Regions from separate parts of the Homo sapiens genome. Here region 2 is linked to region 1. The links are chromatin loops, found by intact Hi-C in ENCODE. Cell type or tissue: endothelial cell of umbilical vein. All regions are shown on one strand. Region 1 has its middle 20 kb from the start of LEMD2. Region 2 holds the start of LOC105375025 (a long non-coding RNA gene).

What was found. A loop is a pair of places that touch in the nucleus more often than their neighbours do. Peaks named below come from ENCODE experiments on the same cell type or tissue, not always from the same donor. Only the 100,000 strongest peaks of a DNase experiment are listed, where the experiment ranks them.
Region 2: a loop joins it to region 1, with 8 times the contacts of the local background. A loop is called at or near these places in 5 of 110 quality-filtered maps.

The regions. Positions count from the first base shown.
Region 1 is chr6:33,767,723-33,770,222 of GRCh38, forward strand. No RefSeq gene overlaps it. Among named protein-coding and RNA genes, the nearest start is that of LEMD2, 20 kb to the right of the region's middle. RefSeq lists an enhancer at 2,054-2,500 and a silencer at 2,430-2,500. In endothelial cell of umbilical vein, a CTCF peak has its summit at 1,016 (motif pointing right); a DNase peak (open chromatin) is centred at 1,059; H3K27ac peaks cover 363 bases.
Region 2 is chr6:33,821,280-33,823,779 of GRCh38, forward strand. It overlaps LOC105375025 (a long non-coding RNA gene), which reads right to left and starts at 853. Exons shown (of 3, transcript XR_926711.1): 1 at 765-853; 2 at 1-69. In endothelial cell of umbilical vein, no CTCF peak of the experiment used is centred here; no DNase peak of the experiment used is centred here.

The sequences.
Region 1 (2,500 bases):
TGAGGAGATGGCAGCTGGAGACAGGAAGAGGGTCAGCCACATGGGAAGTGTCATGGACTTAGGGACAGAGCTGGACTTCCAGCCAGGGCTCATCCACCCTCACCCCATCCAAGCCCTCAGCTCCACGGGTGGGACAGCCTCACCAGCCTGGCATAGCTGCTGGATTCTGTTTTGCACATGTTGGTGTTTGCAATCAGAAAGTTCAGCGGTCCTTCCAGTGTGCTTAAATTAGTCCCCATGAAAACCAAATCATTTCATTTGCAGAGAAGGGCTTAATTGCAAGGGGAACGAGGCAAAGGGAATTCTGTTGCCTGTTTTCATTGAAGAAAATTACTGTACTTTCCTCTGTCTCCTTACTAAACAGAAGCAGCTTAGAAATTGGGCTGTAATCATCAGTGATACCTCCTTTACCCTTTCTTCTCAGAGGTTGTTGTTCAGCTCTTTCCCTGTTCCAAGACTGTACTCGGGACTGTTCCTACTTATCTGCCCGGCCAGGGCAGCCCAGTCCTGGTCCCTTAGTGGGTAACGCTTTCACGGTTTGCAATATAGCCATCCGTCCCTGGAATCTCACCACACCTTCACGATGCTGAGACAATCACCCTGACTTCATGGAGGAGCCTCAGTGATGAACTGGGCCACACTCTTGGCAGGAAGAAACATCCCATCACTTTCTTTAGAAACCAAGTTAAACCTGCTTCAAGCTCTCACTCACAGGGCTGGTGAGAAGTCATGTTTTAGAGGGCCTTCCTGGCCAGCGTCTTATACAAATCCTGGAGTTTGTGTGGTTCTGTGCCCGGCCTCTAGACCATCTTCACCACGGCTTCTTCTGTCATGTGGTGCTGGGGGCTAGGCAGGTCCTCGGGGCTCCCCTGGCTGTTCCACTCAAGGAAATGCAAGTAAACACAGCTGCTCCTGGCCAATTTGTCTGGCTAGTCTGGGAGACTTGTCCCATCTCATACAGTCCAGCCTGGTCCCCTCTGTGGTCAGAACAAGGCTGCCTTCCCAGAGATAGCCTGCAGGGGGCGGGGTGTGTGCTGCAAGGCAGTGGGAGGGCTGGGGCTGTGGCAGATCAGAGTCACTCAGATTGGAAAAAGAAACACGAGTAAACAAAACCAGCCTGAAAGGAAACTGGAGGAATCCAGACGTTAGAAACTCAGTGCCAGGTTGGGCACGGTGGCTCATGCCTGCAATTCCAGCACTTGGAGAGGCCAAGGCAGGAGGATTGCTTGAGCCCTGGAGTTTGAGACCAGCCTGGGCAACGTAGTAAAACCCTGTCTCTACAAAAAGACAAAATTAATCAAGCATGGTGGCATGTGCCTGTGGTCCCAGCTACCCGGGAGGCTGAGGTAGGAGGATTGCTTGAGTGACGGAGGCTGCAGTGAGCTGTGATTGCACCATTGCACTCCAGCCTGGGCAACAGAGCGAGTCTGTCTCAAAAACAAAACAAAAAAACCTCATTGCCAGGTTCTTCTCCTTCTGGGATCGAGGTTTCCATTAATCTATTTCTTGAATATTTATTGAGTGCCTCCTGTGGGCCTGGCAGTGTTCTGATTGCTGGGGACACAGCAGTGAATGAGCCAGACAGAGGCTTGTGTAGTAACTCACCTAGATACAGGGATAAAGTGATTTGCCCAAGATCCCAGCCACTGAAGGCCAGAGCTGGTCCTGAGGATGCTGAGCCCTAGGCCTCCACCCCCACCCGTGTGCAGCGTCACTCCTGGGAAAACATGGGGGCGCCAGGTGGCATGGTGCCCACGGGGTCCTCCCACCTGCCCTCATCCCTTGCCTCTGTGTCCCTGCACATCATGGGACCCTCTGTTCAGACTCTCTGCTTGTGTCTAGAACTTTCTCTGGGGATGGGTGGAGAGGCTGGCCTGGCTGCCCGGGGAGGACTGTTTTGGAACAGTTGGGTGACTTAACTGTATAACCGCTCTCCCGCGCCTTCCTTTTGGGGGAGACCGACAGGATAATGGATTTGAGTCCACACACCTGCCTCAGCAAAGGGATTTTTTTTTTTTTTGAGGCTCAAAGTCAATGGTGTATTAATTAAGGGGGAACAGCTGCTACCGCAGCTCTTATGATAAGTCAGTGACAAATGGCCATGTTTACCATCTTCTTGAGTCGAGACTCCGGAAGGTGGCCTGGAGCTCCTTGGTGGATGTCCATGGCTGAGATTTGTGGGGTACAGCCTCCCCTTCCCTGCCCCTGAAGCTTCTTTATCGGTGTCCACTGTGGCCCGAGAGGGCCGTCTGTCACCGAGAAAAGACAGGTCTGCAGCCCAGGGAGCTCTCTGAAGGGATTTGGGCAGAGAAACTGGGATCTCAGCAATCACTCCAGCCCACAGATGCCCTTGGACAAACCCACCGCCCCATACTGTCCCTTGTGAAATAAGAGCTGCTTGAAAGGGGACTTGGCCCTGAGAAGCTGAGGAAGGTGGAAAGCCTGCTCTGAAATGTCTGCAGCCTGAGTGAGGCCGAGGACACACCTCGGGGCCTCTGCG
Region 2 (2,500 bases), 54 kb after region 1:
TGCATCCCAGTGGATCAGACTAGGTCCCTGTCACTGCTGTCACTTCCACTGTGACACAGCAGTGGCTCCCTGCCACCAAGAAGCGGTCTACAGGCACCTGGGCTGGCACAAGCAGAGCCTCTTTTCTCTCCGCTTTCCCTCTCTTCCCCATGTGGCGGGCAGCTTGTGGCTGGCACTCTGGAAGGAGGGTTTAGAGAACCCTGCCACCCACCCCCAGGCCAGATGGGAGGTAGCTGGAAGTGGGAGCAGGAAGGCATTTGTCTGATGCTGTGAGACTACAGTGCTGCTAACCTCCTGACCCCCACCCCAGGCTGGAGCTGAAGGAGTTTCTAGGAGGGGGTGCACTGGGCTTGCAGGGCTTCTCAGACTCGGTGCCCAAGGAAGTCTACACGGGGCTCCCAGTCAGCATTTCTGGGCCAATCCTCTATGTCCTATATAGGTTGGGAGATTTTGCCACATGGAGGTCTGCCCAGCCTGCCCACCTCCCCAGGAGAAAGAGGCCTGAATTTGGGGTCCTGTAGGACCACTAACTGGCTATGTGACCTGAGGTGAGTTGCTGCCTGCTAAGGTTTGAATGTGTCCCCCACAGTTCATGTGTTGGAAACTTCATCCCCAATGCAACAGTGTTGAAAGGTGGGACCTTTAAGAAGTGCTTAGGCCATGAAGGCTCTGCCCTCGTGAATGGATTAATATCATTATTGAAGGAGTGGGTTAGTTATTTCGCGAGTGGGCTTGTTATAAAGGCAAGATCAGCCCCCTCTTACCCTTGCTGTCTTGTGCCCTCTTGCCCTTCCACCTTTGGCCATGGGATGACACAGCATGGAGGCCCTCACCAGATGCTGGCACCTTGATATTGGACTTATTGGCCTCTAGAACAGTGAACCATATAAACTTCTATTGTTTATCAATTACCCTGTCTGTGGTATTCTGTTATAGCAACACACAATGAACTAAGATACTGCTCTCTCTGGGCTCATTTCCCCATCTGCTGAGAGGCCATACACTCCCTACCAGAGCCACTCTTGGGACCCCAGGCTAGAGGGGTGAGGAGGAGGGAATTGGAGCCCCTTCCCGGAGGTGCTGGGCTGCACTGGGGCTCCTCCCCGAAGAGGGCTGGAAAGGAAGAGATGGACTTTGAGGTCCTGTCCGGTCCTGTGCTCCTGCATGGCTTCTGCTTTTCCTTCTGCCCATCCAAATCCAGCTGGCTCCTCTAGGAGGTCCTCCTGGATTGCACTAGCCCTTTCTGCCCTCCTTTCCTGTGACTACAGGGCTGAGTCCCCAGTCCCGTGCTGGGACCAAGAGGGTGCAGGTATCAAGGCTGAGGCCTTAGTTATACATATTTTGCAAAGAATCTTCTAGAGCAGGCCTCTGGCAGAATCTCAGTGCTGCCCCTCTCACCCCCGGATTCGTCACCTAATTGGATCAGGTGCCTGGACATGGACCAACCAACTGTGGCTGAGGAAATAGGGCGGGACCATGTGATACAGGTCCCGGCGCTGGCACATCCCTGTGGCCAAGCTGGGAACTTCAGGGCATATGGACCCCTCTCTCTCCCTCCTCCTCCCTCAGGCCAGGAGTCAACAATGTCTGTTCCCAGTGCTGCTGCTCCACTGTCCCCAACCCAGGACCCCATCACCCCTCTCCGGGATGTCTGCACCTGCTTTCTCCCTGGTCTCCAGACTCTCTTCTCCTCCTCCTGCCAGCCCATCCACCCTCAGCCTTGCTTCTGAATGCCTGATGGCTCCTCTTTCTGTGAAGTCACAGCCACTTAGGGACTTTCAGCACCTGCCCGCCACCAGCTTTTTCTGGCCCACCTCCAGCGTCTTCCAACCCCCATATCTGACCAACCCCAGGCTTTTGGTCCAGTTCCTTAAAAATGCAGATCCTGCCTTTCTCCAGGCTGTGTTCATGCTGTTCTCCTTGGCTGGGGTCCTTCAAGGCTGAGTGAAAATGCTACCTTTCCTCTGGCTGCTTTTCCTGATTCTTCAGGTGGAATTAATTGCCACCTGTGTCCCCATTGTATCTGTAAACACCTCTAGCATCGTTCCTCCTCCTTTCTATTAATGCTATTTTATTTGTCTCACTCCCCATCACGGCTTTGTGTCTAGACAATGGGGACTGCCTCTTACTCATTTAAAATTTTGGCCTGCACACAGTAGGCACATAATAAATGCTTGTTAGGTTGAATAGATAATTGCCATTCATACCATGCATGAATTGTTCGTTTTTTTTTTTAAACTTTGAAAATTATTACAAAAATAATCTCTACAGGTATTTAAATGTTCATAACAATGCCTAAGTGGATAAATACAAAGCAAAGGTCCCTCACACAGCTTAATTCCCAGTCGAATTCCCCAGCGTGAGCCTAGGAAGAGCTGGGAATGTTTTCTCTAAGCCAGTGGTTCTCAAAGCTGGTCCTCCTCCTGGCAGCATCAGCTTGTGTTAGGAATGCAGATTCCTACTGAACCCCATGCTTGGATCCCAGGAGGTGGTGCTCTCA